Linked DNA regions of Homo sapiens: region 2 is linked to region 1. The links are chromatin contacts, found by Hi-C or POLR2A ChIA-PET in ENCODE. All regions are on one chromosome and are shown on one strand. The core of a region is the stretch at or near the end of the contact, and the rest is flanking DNA. Distances in the headings are between cores, read along the strand shown.

Region 1 (5,688 bases), core at 818-3,317:
TATGGCAGCCTTTGGGAGTTGGACGACTTACATGGCAGCTTTCCTAACCTAGCCTTGGAAGTCACATAGCATCATCTCTACCCCCTTCTGTTGGTGACAAGAGAGTCACAAGTCTGCCTAGATTGAAGACCCCTTCTCTCTGTGGAAGGAGTGTGGAGGTCATATTGGAGAAGAGCTTATAGAATGGGAGATACTGTTGGGACCAACTCTGGAAGACAGAATCTGTCACAGCTCATAGAGCCTTGTCATTGGATGAGATACTTAGGAAGCGAGTGTAGACAGGAGAAGTCCTGGACTGGCCTGGGGACACTCAACATTTGGAGACTGAGAGGAGGAGGGTCAGTGGGCAGAGGGAAACCTGGAGCAAAAGACACTTCTTGCAGTGACTGCTACTTCCTGCTGAAGTTCCTTAGGGAATGGGGTCAGGATAGGTTCCTCTCTCCTTTCCCCATTGTGTGTATATGTGTCTGTGTGGTAAAATATACATAGCATGACATTTACCATCTTAGCAATTTTTTATTTTATTTTGTGAGACAGAGTCTCACTCTGTCGCCCAGGCTGGAGTGCAGTGGTGCAATCTCAGCTCACTGCAACCTCCGCCTCCTGGGTTCAAACGATTCTCCTGCCTCAGCCTCCTGAGTAGCTGGGACTAGCTAATTAGCCACCACACCTAGCTAATTTTTATATTTTTAGTAGAGACAGGGTTTCACCATGTTCGCCAGGCTGGTCTCAAATTCCTGACCTCAGGTGATCTGCACACCTCAGCCTCCCAAAGTGCTGGGATTATAGGAGTGAGTCCCTGAGCCCGCCACCATCTTAGCAATTTTTAAGGTACAGTTAGTTGAGTGGCATTAAGTACATTCACATTGTTGTGCAACCATCACTACCACCCATCTCCATAGCTCTTTTCATCTTGTAAAACTGAAATTGTACGTTAAACACTAACTCCCCTTCCCTCCTCCCCCCAGCCCCTGGCTACCACCACTCTGTCTCTATGATTCTGATGACTCTAAGTACCTCATACAAGTGGAATCACAGTGTATTTGTCTTTCCATGACTGGCTTACTTCACTTAGCATAATGTCCTCAAGACAGGACAGGTCTTGCCTCAGCTGCAAGCTGGTGCCAGAACCAGCCATCCCTGGTTCTGGGACGTCCATGGGCATGGCCTGGGGGCTCACTTGAGCAAAATTCCATGGCCCCACGAAGACAACCAGAGTCCCCCGTACCTCTCCATCCCGCACAGGCTCAGTCTTCCAAAACACTGCGGTGTGGGAGGGGGTTGCCTCAGTCCAGTCAAAACCCATTTTTTTAGAAAACCATTTATGCCGCTTCTTTAAGAGCTAAAGAATCCTCCAATTTACTCAACTCTAAAAAAAACCTTAACACCCAAACAGTAGCATCTGGACATAAATTTAACTAGATTTCAGAGTTTTCTCTAAGAATAGTTGGTGAATGTTGCTTTACGTCTTGGAGAATTTCCTAAACTAAGAGAGTCCAAAGATAAGGATTATTTCACTTCCAGGAAACAAAACTGCCATTTAGGTCCCTAAATGGCAGATCCCAGGTAACAGTACAAAACAAGTCTCTCTTTACAAAGCCCCTGCTATTGTAGTTAAAATAAACAGTCCATGTGTTAGAGTTGGAAATTCTATTGTTATATAGATATCTTGCTGAAATGGGTTCTGACCCCTACAAAGAGTTCTCAAGAATGAAACACGTGATGTTCCTTTAATGTTGTTTTTGCTCATGCAAATGACATCCTATTACACCCACGGATGCTTAACTACTAAGTTAAAACAACTACATGGCAATTTTGATCACTCCAGAGTCCCCTCACTGTTTTGTGGTTTTATGTAATTCGCATATTGTGTACAAAAAGACTTGACCTGGAGCCGGCAGCAAGAAATGTGTAATTAGAAACACTTCCCGAGGAAATTAGGTGACAAGTGAAGGCTTGAGGATTTCCGAGGGAGCCTGGAGCTGCAGATATTCATTATGGGTACTTAAGAGGCACAGCTGCCTCTGCTGAAAACCATGTCAAATGCCGTCCGCTGGATGCCAGCGTGGAGGCCAGCCCAGAGCCAGAGATGGTGGCTATGGCAACACGCTACTCCATTTTTAAACTTTTCATTACCTAAAAGGAAATTGCTTAGGCTGTTTTTCTTTTTTTCCTTTTTCTCCCTACCAATTTCAGAGTTTGTACCAGCAGTGAATAGCCTCCAGGTCTAACATTTCCTGGGTAATGAGTGACTAGCTGGGTGAAGTGCTTTTGGCCTTACCTCCAGCCTTGGCAACTCCAGCCAGTTATTAATTGCTGCACCGGGAAACACTTTCCAATCAAGCTATTATTTAATCAAAATAAAAGAAAACGAACTATTATTGCTGTCAACAGCAATGAGCAACTCTCCGCAGGAGTCTAAATGGGAACTGTGGAGGTTTTCACTGGAAGAAGTGTTCCTCTGGGGGTCAGATAAGCAGGGCAACGTGAAGTTGCGTGGAGTACCCTTGGGAACTGGTTCTTGTGGGAGGAGAGAATGTTGAACCAGCAGGAAGACGCAGAGAGATTACACACACCCTGTCCTAGATCTCAGTCATTCATGGTCAGTTAACCTGTAACCTTGCTGTTAAGCCAGTGCCCCAAATGCTTCTGTGGGAGTGTCTGCAGGGGAAAAGACAGTCCATAGAAGCATTTGGGCTGCTTCTATAAGCAATAAATAGTAAAACCTGTAACCACCATAATAACCACACTTCCTGAGTACCCCCAATGTGCCAGGCAGGCACTGTGCCCCCAGGTTTATACTCAGATCTCAAGAGTTCCCCACATTGCCACTGTGGGGAGAGTATAGTCACGATCCCTCTTTCACAGGGACACTGAGTCCGAGAGAGATGAACTTGGCCAAGACCCACCACACCCTGGTGTGAATAGCAGAGCCGGGGCTTGACTTCTAGTCTCTGCATCGAGCAGTTGCTTTTTTTTTTTCTTTAAGTGACAATATAAACATAACATAAAAGTGACCATCTTAACCATTTTTAAGTGGATAGTTCTGTGGCAGTAAGTACATTGACATTGTATGCAACTATCACCACCAACCATCTCTAGAACTTTTTCATATCCCCAGCTGAAACTCTGTACCCATTAAACACTAACTCCTCATTCCCTCCTTCCCCAAGCCCCTGGCAACCACTATTCTGTCTCTAACAGCGTGATGATTCCATGGACCTCACATGAGTGAATCATACACTATTTGTCCTTTGGTGACTGGCTTGTTTCACTGAGCGTAACGTCCTCAGGGTTCATCCACGTTGTAGTATGAGTCAGAATTGCCTTCCTACTTAAGGCTGAATTACATTCCATCGTTTGTATACACCACATTTTGTTTATCCATTCATCTATGGATGGACATTTGGGTTGTGCCCATGTTTTGGCTGTTGTGAATCATGCTGCTATGTTTACTTCTTCTTTTTTTTTTTTTTTTTTGAGATGGAGTTTTGCCCTTGTTATCCAGGCTGGAGTGCAGTGGCATGATCTTGGCTCATTGCAAGCTCTGCCTTCTGGGCTCCAGCGATTCTCCTGACTCAGCCTCCCGAGTAGCTGGGATTACAGATGCCCACCATCACACCCAGCTAATTGTTTGTATTTTTAGTAAAGGCGGGATTTCATCATGTTGGCCAGGCTGATCTTGAACTCCTGACTTCAGGTAATCCACCTGCCTCGGCCTCCCAAAGTGCTGGGATTACGGGTGTGAGCCACCGTGCCCGGCCGCTACGTTTAACTCTTAACCTCTAAGATTCATTGCCCCTGGGAGTAGTTGCTCTTCAAGGATAACACATGGCTCAGGGACTGCCTGTCACACCCCAACCTGAGAATCAGCAGAGACTACCACGGGGCCCATCAGGCCACTAGGCAGGTGCCACTCCCCTGGCAGGGAGAGAGGTGCCGGTGGCCACCGACCTCATAGGGTTCCACAGCTCCACACTGGCATGTTGCGGGAGGAATTTCAGTGTTCAATCCCAGGCTGTTTCTCTGAGTCTTAGGTTCTGGGATAAACAAGCTCCTTCAAGTCCAAACTGCTCAGATTAGACTTTACTGATAGATTCCACACCTGGAATCCTGCTCCGGGACTGCAGTCTCATCCTCCAGCTCCTGCAGGCTTCTTCTAAGCTGGTGGGTCTCAGCAGGGATGGGGGTGAGTGGTACTCCACACCCAGGGGACACCACCCACAGGAAGCTTTGTGGACATGTGAAGGGCATATGTGGTTGTCATAATGGTTGGGGGACACTGTTAATATTTATGTGAGGCCAGGGACTCAGGTGACCTGCAGTGTGTGAGGCAGTCACCCACAACAAAGAATTGTCCTGCATCCTGAACCAATTTCAAACAACCCATTAACATTTGTCTCCTAAGCTGTGTGACCTAAGTGCCACCTGCCTCCCCGGTTCCTCTCCCTCCCCTCTCATGCTTAAAGATAAGCCATTTTTGGGCCGGGCACGGTGGCTCACGCCGGTAATCTCAACACTTTGGGTGGCCGAGGCAGGCGGATCACAAGGTCAGGAGTTTGAGACCAGCCTGATCAATATTGTGAAACCCCATCTCTACTAAAAATACAAAAATTAGCCAGGCATGATGGCAGGTGCCTGTAATTCTAGCTATTCAGGAGGCTGAGGCAGGAGAATCGCTTTAACCCAGGAGGTGGAGGTTGCAGTGAGCCGAGATCATGCCATTGCACTCCAGCCTGGGCAACAGAGTGAGATCCCGTCTCAAAAAAAAAAATGCCTACTGTTTTCTCTGCCTAAAATGCCTACTTTTCCCTTTTGTCCAGTATGTGAGGGTTTGTCTTTCTTTCTTTCTTTCCTTCCTTCCTTCCTTTCTTTCTTTCCTTTTTTTTTTTTTTTTCAGACAGAGTCTCATTCTGTCACCCAGGCTAGTGCAGTGGCGTGATTTCGGCTCACTCTAACCTCTGCCTCCCAGGTGCAAGCGATTCCCGTCTCAGCCTCCTGACTAGCTGGGATTACAGGCACGCACCACCATGCCCAGCTAATTTTTGTATTTTTAGTAGAGACGGGGTTTCACCATGTTGGCCTGGCTGGTCTTGAACTTCTGACCTCAGGTGATCCACCCACCTCGGCCTCCCAAAATGCTGGGATTACAGGCATGAGTCACTGTGCCCCGTGGGATTTGTTCTTTAAGGCTCAGATTAAATGTACCTATGTACGAGACTTCCCCAGAACTTCCCAGTAGCATGTGTCAGTCCCTAAATGGGACCTCGTAGCTCTTGGTATGTTCATGCATTTCAGAAATACTTTCTTCTTTCTGAGTACCTACTATGTGCCAGGCACTAGGGTAGGCTAAGAATTTAAAGATGAATAAGACAGAGTCCTTGTCCTCAAGGAATTCCCAGGAAAGTCAGAGACAGACAGCGATCACCATGCAAGGCAACAAATGCCAAAGAGAGGAGGACTGCAGTGTGGGAGCCGTGGAGCCACGAAGAAGCCCTGGGACTCTTGGAAGACTCCACTGGGAAGAGGTGGTTTAAACTGGGTTTTGAAGAATCGAGAAGGAGAATCAGCCAAAGAAATGTGCCAAGATGCCAAGCTGAGATAATTCCATAGGGCTACAGTGTAAGAGACAGATCCAGGAAGGTGGGTCCAGGAAGGTGGCAGGGCCACATCCTGACAAGCCACTGC
Region 2 (5,688 bases), core at 1,976-4,475, 66 kb after region 1:
CTCCCTCGCCTTCTTCAAATCCCACAGAGCTAGGCACAGAGGGTCCTTGTCTTGTGTTCGAAGGAAAAATAAATGCGTATCTGGCTTAGAAAGTCTTCAGCAGGTAAAGGCATTCTTCCAAAGCACCAGTGAGCCCTCACAGTGACTGGGGAGGAAGCGAGACGGCTCCAGCACAGGCCATTGTCAGGCTCGGGGCCCCGTCAGACCAAGTCTCAGGAACGAGTTCTGCTCAGCCTCTGTCTAAGGAGGTAACTCTGGCCCCCTGCACCACACACTTGCTCACCCATGTAAGCCCTGAAGTGTTCGTAGCCCTGTACCTCCTGTGTTCGGGTGTGAGACTGAAAGGTGCTATGTGTGAGCACATGTGTACACACACACACACACACACACACACACACACACACGTTCATTGTGCTGTGATACCAGCCCCAGCCCCGCCGGTCTATGTGTGGTCAGCTTGTCCACTTGGCTGTTGGGGTCTCTGTCCGGGTCCTCCTGGAGCCAAGCCTGGCCCTCTGATTGCGAGCCTGTCTGTCTCCTGGTTCCCGCTGGGCTCTTTTCCTGGGGCCGGACTTTGCTGGGAGGAATTCTTCCTATGCCTCACCGAGTCCCAGTTCTGTCCTGTCCTGTTGGGCTCTGGGAAGGTGCATGTAGGAAGCCCCTCAGGCCCCCTGCCATGGCCTGCCTGCTCCCTCTGTTAGAGGTACTCTCTTCTCCTCTCCCAATTAAAACCTTGGCTCTCCCTGGCTCCCCCATGTACTCCACACCTGGTTTGGCCTCCAGGTGTGGACACACTCCACAGTATCCTTAAACCATGGGACCAGGTGCTGCATTCCCAGCCACCCTCCTTGCCCGGCTCAGGGAAGCCCTTTGCAGAGAACGCCTGGATTTGATTCCTTGGAGCCTGACGCCCATTCAGAACATAGGTAAGTTGGCCGCAAACTCCTTGGACTTAGATGCATAGGGCGCATTTCTGTCTAGGGTGAAGCTGGCCCTTTTATTTCTAGTGGTTTTCCCTTTCCAATATTCCCTTCCCACCCATATCCTGTCCTGGCTGGGCCCCCACTTTTCTTCCCCACCCCCTCCATGAGTATCCAATGTGTTCTGTAGCAAGATCAAAGCGGTTTATCTCATCAGCCACACAAAACCTTTTCGGATCCTGATTTTTTTTTTTCAACCAGTACCCAGTACCTGCTTCTCCTGGTTCTACCCTTCTGCGTATTCCATTGTGTGCCCCTACAGCAGCAGGGCAGGGCCCCTCCCTCTGGGACGAGGCCAAGTATGAATTAGAATGCAGCACTGCCACTGAGCCAGCGACCCTGGGCTGGCCGCCTGATGTCCTGATACCCTAAGGCTGTCCAGGGACCCTGGGCTGGCCGCCTGATGTCCTGATACCCTAAGGCTGTCCAGGGACCCTGGGCATGTACCTTCATGGCGGCCAGGTGTGCTGTGTCTGCTGCTGTGTTCTGACCTTCCCTCTAGACCCTTTGTCAAAAGAGTTTGAACTTGTTCCCAGGGGGTATCACTGGATCTTCAAGTAGGGACTGACATGAGGGAAAGAGTGTTTTTCAAGATTAGCAGGACAGCAGTGGGCAGGGTAGACTGGGAGATCTTTGGGGATGAATTTCTGGCCAGCTATTAAATCCTAGCAGCAGTTCCTGTCAGCTCTAAATAGCCCCATATACCAAGATAACCTCACACCTTGATTTTTCAGGATTTGGCAAGTCTGATGAGAGCCCTTGAAACAAAAGTAAACTCAGGCAAGCCAAGAGCCTTTTGTATTCTCTGTAAACATTTAGAGAGTCGCTTTCTTGACCCGCCTATGAAAATGTAGAAACAGACCTTATTTGAACAAGCTGATTGGCAACTCTAGTGTATTGATTTTAATTTGGTTTTTGCCTGATTCATCAGCTGGAGACTTTAAAACATAGCCAGATTCAAAACCAGTTTCTTGGCCGGGCGTGGTGGCTCACACCAGTAATCCCAACACTTTGGGAGGCCGAGGCGGGCCAATTGCCTGAAGCCAGGAGTTCGAGACCAGCCTGGCCAACACGGTGAAACCCTGTCTCTACTAAAAATACAAAAATTAGTCGGGTATTGTGGCGGGTCCCTGTAATCCCAGCTACTCAGGGGGCTGAGGCAGGAGAATCGCTTGAACCCAGGAAGCAGAGGTTGCAGTGAGCCGAGATCGCGCCACTGCACTCCACCCTGGGAGACAGAGACTCCGTCTAAAAAAATAAAGAAAAAACGGTTTCTTCCCATTGTGTCTAATTTAAAAAAATCTAACCATCCCTCCTTTTCTTAAAGATAATCCTGTCTTCCTTCCTTTACAAGAAAAATCCCAGTGACTCCCCCACCCCAGGGATTTTGAATTCCTTTGGTCTGTATTCTGGATATGGATCTGGCTTTCAGCGTGTTAGTTGAGGCTCGGGGAGGAGGTTTTCCTTCCAAGCCAGCTGTGTGCCCAGTGCTCAGAGGTATGGATGGCATCAGGCTGACTGGTCAAGACCAAATGCTCCTCCAGTCACCCCAGCCTGGTGACCTGGCCCGGCCAGTATGCCACTGTAGTGTCAGACTCTGTGGCTCTCCTCTTGGAGTTCCTCCAGGGTCTAACAAGCAGCTGCTGCCAGGTGAGCAGTAAGGGCCATGCTTACTTTCATCGGCACTTTTGCTGCTGGACAAAGCTTTAGATCCGTGGACAACAAAACAAAGCATGTGTCTAATGGATGTGTCCTCAGGCTGAAGGGAAGGCCGTTTTGCTTTAAGGGTCTGTGTATCTTCTGTTAAGAGGTAGCAGCTGACTTTTTTTTCTTCATCTGTGAACACGTGTACTAGGGTGAAACAGTTTTGTTTTGTTTTTGTTTTTATTTTTGTTTTTTGTTTTTTGAGACGGAGTCTCGCTCTGTTGCCCAGGCTGGAGTGCAGTGGCGCAATCTTGGCTCACTGCAAGCTCCGCCTCCCGGGTTCAGGCCATTCTCCTGCCTCAGCCTTCTGAGTAGCTGGGACTACAGGCGCCCGCCACCACGCCCGGCTAATTTTTTTTTTAATTTTTAGTAGAGACTGGGTTTCGCCGTGTTAGCCAGGATGGTCTCGATCTCCTGACCTCGTGATCCACCCGCCTCAGCCTCCCAAAGTGCTAGGATTACAGGCATGAGCCACCGCGCCTGGCCAACAGTTTGTTTTTTTTAAGTGAGCGCAGTCTGATTGGACTTCTGCTGGAGGAGCATCTGGAATCTTGGCATTGAAGTTTGCCAACTCACGAACAATGTTATCATCACTTATCTGATGAATGTGAGGAGCAGGCTGATGGTGCTGTGGCAGTCAACAGCTTAAGATGCTGCTAGGGAAATGAAGGAAATAACAATAGGGTGATGGAGGGGCATTTTCCTTTAAGAGAGCCTAGTATTTGAAAACCAGCATTTCACAAATGACATACACATGATAGTACAATTCTTGGGCTTATGTGTTTACTTATTTATTTGTAGAGACAGGGTCTCACTCTGTCACCCAGGCTAGAGTGCAGTAATGCGATCATAACTCATTGCAACCTCGACTTCCTGTGTTCAAGCGTGCCTCAGCCTCCTGAGTAGCTGAGACTGCCGGTGCATGCCACTAAGCGCAGCTGATTTTAATTCTTGGGTTTATATATAGTTTTTCATTTTAGGGCTCCTTTAAGTAGTAGGCTTCCATAGTCAAACAGTTACAAACTACAGATTTGTACCCTACTTTTTAGGACACCTTTTCTGCATGAGCTGAACACCATTTCAAGAGCAAAAGATTATGTCTGTGGTGGGGGGATGGAGGGATGCAAGAAGCAGGGGATGGAGGCTTCCGCCCAGAAAGTCAGAGATTCTGTAACAAAAAAGGGATTTTCTAGTTGCCTCAAGGGCCAACCCTGCTTTCTAGGCTAATATGCCCCAAGCCTTTTCTTGCTGGGTCCTGATTGGGCTCCTTGAGGCTTGGTGACTAAGTCGGTAAAGGAGGCTAGAACATGTAGGTTCCCAGAGTCTATAAGGTTGAAGTGGGACTTCTTGCTGTCCAGCCCTGACTCCTTACCCATAACCTCCTTGTCCTGGGGCATTGGGAAGCTGAGGAGGATTTCTGGACTCTGTTGACCAGACTGGGAATGCATGTATTAAAGAAAGCGGCCCTAGGCCAGCCGCGGTGTAATCCCAGCTCACGCCTGTAATCCCAGCACTTTGGGAGGCCTCGGCGGGTGGATCACCTGAGGTCAGGTGTTCAGGACCAGACTGGCCAACATGGTGAAACCCCATCTCTACTAAAAGTACAAAAAAATTAGCCGGATGTGGTGGTATGCGCCTGTAGTCCCAGCTACTTGGGAGGCTGAGGCAGGAGAATTGCTTGAACCCGGGAGGTAGAGGTTGTGGTAAGCCAAGATCACACCATTGCACTCCAGCCTGGGCAACAAGAGCAAAGCTTCGTCTCAAAAAAAAAAAAAAAAAAAAAAAAAAAAAAAGATGCCCACTAATAATTGTGTATAGAAAAGCATTGAATGGAAGGTCAGAAGGTCAGGTGCTCTCTGGGAAAAGTCCAGGAATACCCACCTACCTGGTGAGGGGAATTTGTTCCTGTATTCAGCCAGCCATGATTGAGTACCTGCTGTTGGCCAAGCATGGTCCCTTCCTAGGAACACACAGGCTGTGACAGCATGGCCCCTCCCAAGCAGCTCACTTCTAGGGTGTTTCCATTTTGTTTGGGAGAGGGAGGTTGGTGAGTGAGAGAAAGACATAAGTACCAAAGCAAATAATGACAAGCTTTTGGGTGTCTTGTGACTGTGTTAATAAGTTGTTTCTATGCTTGGGGTTTATTTGGTCATAATAACTGTCTGGACAGATGTGAAGTAATCATGACCTCAGCTCCTTCCTCACCTGTGTACTTGAGGTATCCAAGACACTCTCACCTCTTCCACACCTGTGAAGAAGCAACTGTGCCATCCAGTGGCCCAGCGTGCAGCCAGGAAGGGGGGTACACCCATGGGGAACACTAGAGCCATTAAGGAAATTGCCTTTTTTGTGAGTAGAGAGGTGGTTGGCCCAGGTATTTACCCAAGTCGTTTTCTGCTCTCAGAGCTCATGTTTTGCTCTCAGAGAACACAGAACTGGTTCTTCACACCCATGTAATGTGCATATATTATACATATCATCCACCTGTTTATACTTGAAAGCCTTTTGGTCTTTTGCGGGCCTCAGTGCTCCAGGCTAACTAGCTCTCTTTCTTCTTGCTTGTTGAACCTTAAAAGTTCCTCATTCAAGGATAAAGGAGACCACCTATTATCTGGAGGTTGGTTATGATCATTTCCATCCCAAGTTTGCTGATGCAGGAAAGTAAGGTAAATAAGTGGAATGTTAGGAGAAGGTTCTCACCCGCCTTTGGCCTGCACAGAACACTGGAGCTATTCAATGGGACTCAACTGTACTTCTCACTAGAATCCCCCGGGAGTGTCTAAAACCCCGTTTATCCAGCCACACCCGGACCAGTAAATCAGAATCTCAAGGTGGGCTCAGGCTTTGGTGATTTTGTTGCTCCCTGGGGATTCTGATGTGCAGACAGCGTTGAGAGCATCAATCTACGCTACTTTCTCATTTCATACTGGAAGCAGACTGAGGCCAAGGGTCACCTTCCACGAAGTGGGCTGGTCCTAACTCTCGGGCCAGAGCTTTCCCCTGG

The links. A loop is a pair of places that touch in the nucleus more often than their neighbours do. ChIA-PET counts read pairs that join two places held with the same protein, here RNA polymerase II (POLR2A).
Region 2: a map of astrocyte of the cerebellum shows a loop between it and region 1 (2.8-fold over the local background). The contact joins two enhancer-like sites. A Hi-C loop is called at or near these places in 2 of 168 maps with a recorded cell type or tissue (astrocyte of the cerebellum and ovary). POLR2A ChIA-PET finds 5 or more read pairs at or near these places in 2 of 52 experiments (both activated T-cell).

Annotation. Positions count from the first base shown.
Region 1 is chr18:23,112,569-23,118,256 of GRCh38, forward strand. No RefSeq gene overlaps it. Among named protein-coding and RNA genes, the nearest start is that of CABLES1, 20 kb to the right of the region's middle. Within about 2 kb of position 2,068, at least 13 of the 41 ENCODE cell types and tissues checked have a DNase peak (open chromatin) inside an H3K27ac peak, as active enhancers do.
Region 2 is chr18:23,177,051-23,182,738 of GRCh38, forward strand. The region is part of intron 1 of CABLES1 (Cdk5 and Abl enzyme substrate 1); the gene reads left to right. Among named protein-coding and RNA genes, the nearest start is that of CABLES1, 44 kb to the left of the region's middle. RefSeq lists a silencer at 3,587-3,636. Within about 2 kb of position 3,226, at least 8 of the 41 ENCODE cell types and tissues checked have a DNase peak (open chromatin) inside an H3K27ac peak, as active enhancers do.